Regions from separate parts of the Homo sapiens genome. Here region 1 is linked to region 2. A link is a loop called in an ENCODE intact Hi-C map of the cell type or tissue named here. Cell type or tissue: heart right ventricle. All regions are shown on one strand.

What was found. Peaks named below come from ENCODE experiments on the same cell type or tissue, not always from the same donor. Only the 100,000 strongest peaks of a DNase experiment are listed, where the experiment ranks them.
Region 1: it touches region 2 in a loop (2.6-fold over the local background); 7 of 110 quality-filtered maps call a loop at or near these places.

Annotation. Positions count from the first base shown.
Region 1 is chr15:71,402,616-71,407,615 of GRCh38, reverse strand. All of the region lies in intron 6 of THSD4 (thrombospondin type 1 domain containing 4), which reads right to left. Among named protein-coding and RNA genes, the nearest start is that of THSD4-AS1, 220 kb to the right of the region's middle. In heart right ventricle, no CTCF peak of the experiment used is centred here; no DNase peak of the experiment used is centred here.
Region 2 is chr15:71,336,274-71,341,273 of GRCh38, reverse strand. All of the region lies in intron 6 of THSD4 (thrombospondin type 1 domain containing 4), which reads right to left. It also overlaps the pseudogene RPL17P39. Among named protein-coding and RNA genes, the nearest start is that of THSD4-AS1, 150 kb to the right of the region's middle. In heart right ventricle, no CTCF peak of the experiment used is centred here; a DNase peak (open chromatin) is centred at 2,824; H3K27ac peaks cover 4,656 bases.

The DNA of each region.
Region 1 (5,000 bases), 66 kb before region 2:
TGACCATGAAAAAAAAAAATGCTGGTGACTATACAAGAAAATTTAGGTTACTAAGAGTAAAGCAACTAAAAGCTAAAAGTTTACACTCGAATACAAGTTAAAGATTTAAATCACTCTTGAATTTTGTTTCCTTGGAAAAGCCATTGATATAATAGTGAAGAGTTTTTAAAAAGTAATAAACTCAAAAGAAAAAGAAAATAGAAAAGGAGTTAACGGTTACAAAATTTAGGAAACCGGAAAGCAGAAGGACTCATTGTAATGACTTAGCCGACCCAAGAAAGCTGATCCTAAGCAGCAATAAAAGCAGCAAAGCTACGCAGCATTACGGAGTCTCCAAAAGGTAACTTTGGAAATGGGGGAGAAAGCAGACCTAAAACCGGGACAACTATCTCTAAGAGTTGTAAGAAGTAGTTAGAGGTTCTGCTTTCCAGAATGGTTATCAGTGCCTCTGAAAATCAACTCTTCCATAAAAGCAAAAGGCAGCTAGAGTAGCTCTACTAATATTTTGGACAAAGTAGACTTTAAGACAAAAATTGTTACTAGAGAAAAGTACATTTTATAATAATAAAAGAGTCAATCCATCAGGAAGACATAACAACCAAGCCCCAAAATACATAAAGTAAAAACTGACAGGCTGGGTACAGTGGCTCATGCATGTAATCCCAACACTTTAGAAGGCCAAGGTGGGCTGATCACCTGAGATCAGGAGTTCGAGACCAGCCTGGCCAACATGGCAAAACCCTATCTTTATTAAAAAAAAATACAAAAATTAGCCGGGCTTGGTGGCATGTGCCTGTAATCCCAGCTACTTGGGAGGCTGAGGCAAGAGAATTGCTTGAACTCGGGAGGCGGAGGTTGCAGTGAGTCGAGATCATGCCACTGCACTCCAGCCTGGGTGACAGAGCAAGACTCCATTTCAAACACACACACACACACACACACACACACACACACACACACACACACACACACCAAACAAACCTGAGAGAACTGAAAGAAGAAATAGACAATAATACAACGGTAGTTTCAAACTTTGATATCCCACTTTCAATAATAAATGGAGCAATGAGACAGAAGATCAATATGGAAATACTTGAATAACACTATAAACCAATTAGTCTTAGATATCTACAGCAGATCAATAAGGAAATAGAATACTTGAACAACACTATAAACCAATTAGACTGAGACATCTATAGAAGATCAATAAAGATAGCAAATACTTGAACAATACTATAAGGCAATTAGACTCAGCTAGCTATAGAATACTCCTCCCAACAGTAGCAGAATACACATTCTTCTCAAGTGCACATGAAACATCTCCAAGAGGGAATAAATGTTAGGCTATAAAATAAACTTTAATAAATTTTAAAATATCAAAATAATGAAAAGTATGTTCTCTGACCACAATTGAATGAAATTAAAAATAGCAGAAAAAAATTTGGTAACTTTTTAAATAATGGAAATTAAACAACATACTCCTAAATAATCAAGAAAAAAAAAACACAGGAAAATTAGAAAATACTTTGAGGGCCAGGGACGGTGCTCATGCGTGTAACCTGTAACTTTGGGAGTCCAAGGCAGGAGGATCACTTGAGGCCAGGAGTTCGAGACCAGCATGGGCAACATAGTGAGACCCTACCTCTTAATTGTATTTCTATTTACTATCAATGAGTACTCTGAAAATGAATTTGAAAAAGAATTCAATTTACAACAGCATTAAAAAGAATAAAAATACTTAAGAACAAGTTTAATTAAAGAAGATTTATTCATTGAAAACCTCAAAATATTGTTGAAATAAATTAAGGAAGATCTAAACAAATGGAAAGATATCACATTTTCTTGGATCTGAAGATTTAACATTGTTAAGATGGCAAACTCCCCCATATTGATCTACAGATTCAATACAAACTACCAAATGCCCTCTTATTTTTCTGAAGGTAATCCTAAAATTCACACAAAAATGCAAGGGACCAAAGAAAAACAGCTGGAGGATTCATATTTCCTGATTTTAAAACTTACTACGAATCAACAGTAAGTGTGGTATTTTCATAAGGCTAAACACATAGATCAATGGAATAGAACTTAAGAGTCTAGATATAAACCCTTACATTTATGGACAATTGATTTTTGACAGAGGTGCCAAGACAATTCATTAGGGAAAAAATACTGTTTGCAACAAATGACAGTGGGATAACTTTGCATATCTACCATGCTAGTGGGACTCTAAAATATATGGCAGTTCCTCAAAATGTTAAACATAGAGCTACCACATGACCCAACAATTCTGCTTTTAGGTTTATACTCACAAGAAATGAAAACCTACATTAATATAAAAATGTGTACATAACTATTCATAACAGCTTAGTTTGTTTGGGCTGCTATAACAAAACATCTTAGATTATGTCATTTATAAACAACAGAAAAGGCTGGGCATGGTGGCTCACGCCTGTAATTCCAGCACTTTGGGAGGCCAAGGTGGGTGGATTGCTTGAGGTCAGGAGTTTGAGACCATCCTAGCCAACATGGTGAAACCTCATCTCTACTAAAAATACAAAAATTAGCCAGGCATGGTTGCGCACATCTGTAATCCCAGCAACTCAGGAGGCTGAGGCAGGAGAACTGCTTGAACCCGGGAGGCAGAGGTTGTAGTGAGCTGAGATCATGCCACTGCACTCCAGCCTGGGTGACAGAGAGAGACTCTGTCAAAAAAGAAAAGCAAAGAAAAGAAAGAAAGAAAAGAAAGGAAAGAAAAGAAAGAAAAGAAAGAAAGAGAAGACAACAGAAATTTATTTCTAAGTTCCAGAGGCTGGGAAGTCCAACATCAAGGTGCCAAAAGATTCAGTGTCTGGTGAAGGCTCTGCCTGCTTCATGGCACCTTGTTGCTGTTATCCTCGCATATCAGAAGAGGCAAGGGAGCTTACTCAAGTCTCTTTCATGAGGGTACTAATCCCATTAATGAGATTGGAGCCCTCATGACTTAATTCCAAAAGGTCCTACCTCTTAATGATATCATATTGAGTATTAGGTTCCAGCATTTGAATTTTGGGGTGACACTAACATTCAGATATAGCAGCAGCATTATTCATAATAGCTAAAAAGGGGAAACTGAAATGTCTCTCAACTGGTGAATGGACAAACAAAATGTGGTATATCCATACAATGGAATATTATTTGACAACAGGAAGCATTAAAGTATGGATATATGCTATAACATTGATAAATCTTCAAAACATTATGCTAAGTAAAAGAAGCAAATCATATAAGGCCACATATTGCATAATTCCATTTACATGAAATACCCAGAATATTCAAATCCATGGAGAAAGAAAGTAAATTAGTGGTTGCCAGGGCCTGAAGAGAGGGGATAATGTGGAGTGACTGCTAATAGGTATCAGCTTCCTTCTTAGGATAAGGAAAATGTTTGCAATCATATCATGATAATAGTTATATAATTGTGAATATACTAAAACAACTAAGTTGGTGACTTTTATCATATATGAATTTTATTTCAATAAAGTTGTGATTTTACAAAAAGGAAAAGAAGTAATTAGTTTTCTAGATTCACAGGAAATCATCAAATAAATAAGACAATTTCTGTTTCCAGATTGCAGGAGTCTATCAAGTGCCCAGGAAAATGGTGTCAGGACTGGGATTTGATCTTTCCCTACTTACAATCAATAAGTTATCCTGTTACTGTTTCATGGATACAAACAGAAGATAGAAGATTTCTGAGTGAGAGATAAAAAAGAGCAAGCAGCATGAGCATTAGTATGTGTCAGTTTCCCTTGCCCCCAAGTCCCATAGGGGCAATGCATAAGGGCAGGGCCCATGGATACTGCATATACAGTGGTTTTGTATTGCAGCTGGGGAACACTGAAGTTGAGAGATCTACTGCTTTTATTGAAAGCAATAAGCAACCCTACTATTTGTCCCGAAAGGAGACTTATCTTACCCCTCAAGGTTGCTCACTGCAAATACAAGCCTGAGAAATAATCCAATTTTAGGGTGGTCAGGGCCTTGCATTCTTGGTATACTCCAAAGACTTGTAAGAGTACAAGAGACCCATGAAGAAGTGTCTCCCAATAAATAGATAAAAATAAACCCTCATGAAGGTTACATCACTTGAAATTTCAAGACACTGGGACAAAGAAAAGATAATACAAGCACCCTGAATAGAAACAAAATAGTATTGGATTTCTCAACAATAACTTTGATGGCTGAACAATAATTGAGTAATGCCTTATAATTTTTGAGGCATAGCCATTTCAAAATTAGAATTCTATATCTAGTCAAATTATCAATCCTTAGGAGAAAATAAAGCATTTTCAGAAATGCAATTCTCACGCAATTTACCTGTCATGCACCCTTATTGGAGGATGTAGACTACCACAATAAAGGAGTAAAACAAGAAAGTAGAACGTGTGGGATCCAGGAGATAGAATATCTAAGCCAAAAAAGAAGCAAAGAGAATGGCCAGGACTAGGAAGAAAGGAGATCCCAACAAGACAGCTGTACACTAGGAAAAGACTAGAGCAGGTCAGAGAGTTCCAGGAGAGAATTCTTCAAGACGAAATGCGTAGAATACCCAATACATTTTGAGATATTGAGATTTCAAGATATTGAGACATGAAGCTACTGAAAGATGATGTACACAATTTAGAAGAGCTTGAGTTGAATTAGCATGAAGTACATATAGAAAAGTAGGCAAACTAAAAACCAAAAGGTATTAATCAACAACAGGGAAAGTCAGATTTCAGGAAAGGAAATATAATCACGGCATATGTAGTGGATGCTTCACTATGGTGCCCAGATAACCTACCCCTACCTGCCAATCCAGTCAGTCACACCCCCCAGCAGTTAGGAGCTGGCTCATAGGTGTTTATTTCTGGAGCTTGCGCTGTGCCTGAGGGAGCTGCCTCCCTCAAGGTTAAGCCTCCTCTCCAGGGACAGCTCCATCTAACAACTGGTCCTCTGGTACAAAGGCCCACCCTGTCTCA
Region 2 (5,000 bases):
AGATGATCCTTACGGAAAAGGAACAGATTGTTCCTAAACCAGAAGAGGAGGTTGCCCAGAAGAAAAAGATATCCCAGAAGAAACTGAAGAAACAAAAACTTATGGCACGGGAGTAAATTCAGCATTAAAATAAATGTAATTAAAAGGAAAAAAAAAAGGGAGAGAGAGGGAAGACAGAAGAGACAATAGAAAAGAAAAGGCAAGGCAACAAAAGAAAAAAGAAATGGGAGAGAGAGGAAATGCAAGACACTGGGAAACAATGGGGAGACCATTACCTGCACATCTACCCCAGGAACTGTAGGGACCAGTGTAGACCCTCCCAACCCGTTTTCATAAGTGAACTCCCAGGGAAAGCTTATGAAAATAATCTCTGGGGCTGGGCACGGTGGCTCACGCCTGTAATCCTAGGACTTTGGGAGGCAGAGGTGGGTGGACCACCTGAGCTCAAGAGTTCAAGACTACCCTGGTCAACATGACGAAACTCTGTCTCTACTAAAAATATTAGCCAGGTGTGGTGGTGGGCACCTGTAATCTCAGCTACTCAGGAGGTTGAGGCAGGAGAATTGCTTGAACCCAGCAGGCAGAGGTTGCAGCAAGCAGAGATTGCACCATTGCACTCCAGGCTGGGTGACAGAGTAAAACTGTGTCGCAAAAAAAAAAAAAAAAAAAAGTCTCTGGATGCTCATTAAGGCCCAAACATGGACCTACAAAAGACAGCCTAGGAAGTGGAAGGCAGTCACAGCAAGGAAGCTCCAGAGGGTGCGCAAGCTCCCAGCACAGCGGAAAATGGGTCACACGGCCTGGCTCTTCCAGCTCATCCCTCATGGATTTGGTTTCAGGGTCCAGAGCCTTAAAGCTACAGGGTGGATGGCATTTTGGAAGCACCGGGTCTAAGCTCCCATTCAGAGTTCCAGGACTTCTACCATATTCTGGTCTTTAAAGTGACCTTCAGCAAGTCCTTCAACCTCTCTGAGCCTTGGGTTCCTCATCTATGAAATGGGGACGAGAGACCCATCCTGGCAAGATGTGAAGCCAAGGCATATGCCAAGGAGCAGGTGTACCCGCACACTGCCTCAGCAAGCACACGGTCCAGTCAGGGAGACACACAGTACAAAGCCAACCTGCAAACATCTACTGATTAAGTGTTAAGGTCCAAATGCAATAATGAAGCCTAGAAATTCGGATCAACATCAAGAATAACTAAGACTTGGCCAGGTGCAGTGGCTCATGTCTGTACTCCCAACTCTTTGGGAGGGCAAGGTGGGCGGATCACCTGAGGTCAGGAGTTCAAGACCAGCCTGGACAACATGACGAAAGCCTGTCTCTACTAAAAATACAAAAATTAGCCGGGCATGGTGGCACGCGACTGTAATTTCAGCTACTTGGGAGGCTGAGGCAGGAGAATTCCTTGAACCCAGGAGGCAGAGGTTGCAGTGAGCGGAGATCGCGCCACTGCACTCTAGCCTGGGTGACAGAGTAAGACTCCATCTCAAAAAAAAAAAAGTTAAAACTTACTGAGCACTTATCTGCTTTACACATATTTACCATTTAATCCTCATAACATCCCTATGAGGTAGTTACTTTTATTATTCCAATTTTAGAGATTAGGAAACTGAGGCACAGGGCAATTAAGAACTTATCTCAAGTTATGACAGAGAAGTTCCTACCATACTAGGTAGTGCTGGGATTTTAATGCAGGCAACCCATCTCTTAAACACTACACCCCATACCTGATCGATAATAGATAATGTACGGCTCTCATTTTTAATGAGGTTATATTGTTAGAGAGTGACAAGGCAAGTAAAAAAATATAAAGTAATGCACTGTGATCAGCTTCATGGGACATTTGTGCAAAGTACAGAGGTGACGGTTGGGGGAGGGGATAATTAAATATCTGAGAGGGTCGGCAAAGATTTCCTGAGTCATTAAACTTGGGGGTTTGGAAGGATGAGTAGGAGTATTTCTGGATTAAAAAAATCAATAAAAGGGAGGCTCAGGCAGAAGTAACAGTTTGGGTAGACAGAGACAAAAAATACAAAAAACTCAGCATAGAACACTGAAAAAGTTTAATGGAGATAAAACATACTAAGAATGCTAAAATGCTATGAAGAACCCAGAGGGAGTTCTTAAGTGATATCTTAAGGGCAGAACACAAAGCTAACAAAAAGATCTCAGGGTAGGTGAGGTCAGGACAAAATGTCCTGAGAAGAGGCGAGGCCGCAGAGATGGCCAGTGGCTGGAGCAAGACACAGTGTGATGTCCTGCAAGGAGCCTGCTTTTAACTCGTAAACACTGGTCACTCAGGCACCTGTTTCTATAGAAACAGAGGTGACCTTTAGGACAGACAGGTCTTCACTGACAGCCCCAGAACTCCAACTCTGGTTTCCAGACAATGGCCAGACCCTGACCTCAGTTCTGGCTACATTAAACTGGAGATTTCAGTCTTTCATAGGTCCACTCGGTTGGGTAGAGTTGGAAGGTCTTTTCTCCCTTGTCCCATTTCCCCCTTCTCTTACCTCCCACCAAGTGTCTGTTGCTGCAAGAGGCCAGTTAAGGGTGTCTTTTCCTTCTAATAATCTCAGTGTTTGGGCACAGATTAACCAAGCCCAAACAACAGAACTAACTCAAAAACAAAAGCTAAGCTCCAGCCCTGATGCAGTGAATACACGTGTTTGTAACTCCTCTGTCAACTACCTCCTAACCTCCTGCCTGTCTCTAAAGACACCATAAAAGGAGAAATCAGAGCCGAAAGAACCTCACTGCAGAGTAGATCAGTGTATTAATTTATAACAGTTCACATACTCTCGGCATTACCTCATGGCCCAATTCTAGGATCCACGCGCGAGTATGAACTGGAGCAATGTGAACCTCCCTGATATCTATAAGTGTTCAGACTCCGGTCCAAAGAGTGTTTATCATGCTACATGAAGCAGACCCCTTGCTTTCAGATCTTCCTGTCCTACTGCTGAGTGTTCGGAAAGAAGCTCAGAGTGGGGCGGGGGGTGGGGGTACCTAAGCCATCACCTGGAGAATCCTCCCATTTCATGGGATACCAAGACTGTAGGATTGGCTCAAGGTCACACAGCTAATTAGGGAAACTCCAGGATTCAAAGCTCAAACTTCTGATTCTTCAGTGTTTGAAACCATATTTTGAACCCAGTTCTTAGAGAAAAATAAGCAGATAAGATTTTGGGGCATTGATGGGGGAACAGTTTAATGATAGAACAGGGAAGAAAAATATGAGCACAATTCTTTTCTAGGTACAACAAGGCATTTTACATACATTTTTCCAGTTAATCCTCATAATCCTTCCAGGAACTTATCAGCTCCACCAGTTTACACAGGGAAGCGGCTGAGGCTGGAAGGACCAGAAAGTTGCCCACAGTCATTAGTAAATGAGAGCCCCATTTGACCTTCGAATTGCCCATTTCTGCCTACATCACATTGCATGCAGAAATCACTTTCCTAACCTTTACTCAAGCCTGCTGGGAACGTCTCCGGTGGGCTCAGCCTCTACTAGGTTCACCTGGGGTATGCAAAGGCCCTCCTCAAGTGTTCAGGCAGAGCCTCATCTTCCAGCCTGGCTGAGGGGCCCTCTCTCCCAGGGCCCAAGTTCTTGAGAACCTCCCAGAGCCCAGTAAGAATTTGCATAATTAATGACCTGCGGGCCAGAATGTCCAAGCCTCTCTCACCCCATCCCTGACTGGGAAACCTTTTAGCTATTTATCAGGCCAGACCTGTTTATCCAGTTTCCATTTGGGACAACTTTTCACATGTTAACTAGCTGATCCTTGTTAAGCTAGGGTTTGGCTCACAAGGCAAGTATTTGCGGTTTTTCTCCTGGGCTGAAACACTGAGTAAGGAGCATCAAGCCCTCCAGGGGCAGGTTTCCTCCCACTGCCTCAGGCTCTGCCCACTTTTCACTCCTGGCTCCCACAAGGGCATTGGGCCTGGCTCTACCCTCGGTCCCCCTGGACTGGAATGCAACCACATGCTGTATGTCCAGGTGGGGCCACTCTAGACCCTACCACTGGCCTGGCTGCTGCAGCCACTACCACCCCTTACAGTTCTTGGGTTGGAAAATGACCACTTCATGTTTTCAGTGTTGTACCCAACTAAGACACATCCACATGCACAGACTTCCTCTGCCTAGCCCAGGACCAAGGCGGTCACTACATCATTACAGTCCTTCTCTTTCCTCCTTGCCTCCCACTTCTCTCCAAAACAAAGCACATGCATGCACGCACACACTCCCTCTCCCCTCTCTCTCTGATTTAGCCCAAGGATTGGAAGGCCCTCAAGTAAACTGTGCCTTGCAAAAACTGCCCTTTGCCACCCTAAGGCATGTACTAAAATGTGATCAAAGTTACCTTCAGTTGACATGAAGGAACAGCATTTTCCACCGGTGAAAGTGTGAAAGTCTAGCTCGTTTTAACAGGTTTGACAGGTTTGTATGTCATTCTTAGACTCTCTCCTACTTCTTACAGAAAAATTAGATTGGGGTTAAATCCATTTACTGCTTCAGACACTGTATCCAAATTGCCAAATAAGGGAAAATAAGTTGTAAATTAAAATGATACTTTAAGGAACAGAAATGATAAATTTTTAGATTTGGGTTTGGAAAGCACCTCTTACAGAAATATAACACTTTATGTCTCTTAAAAAGTCTAATTCAGTGATTTGAACATGTGGTACTTCAAAACAAACTCAGATATGGTTCCACGTGGAATATAGTTCATGACCAGTGATAACTCCAAACATTCTGGATACTGATCTTCAACTTTAAGAAAAACAATCACACTCAAATTACTTTTTTCCCTTAACAGTTAAAATGATAAAGTATAAAATTCCTTGCTTTAAATATTGCTAATTAGAAATTTTAACTTTTCTATAACTTGAATTTGAATCTCTTCTGTTTAAATGACAACTGAATTTCAGATTTAACAAAATATTATGAACTCATAATAAAGGGTATTAATGTATTTGTTATCTACCACTTC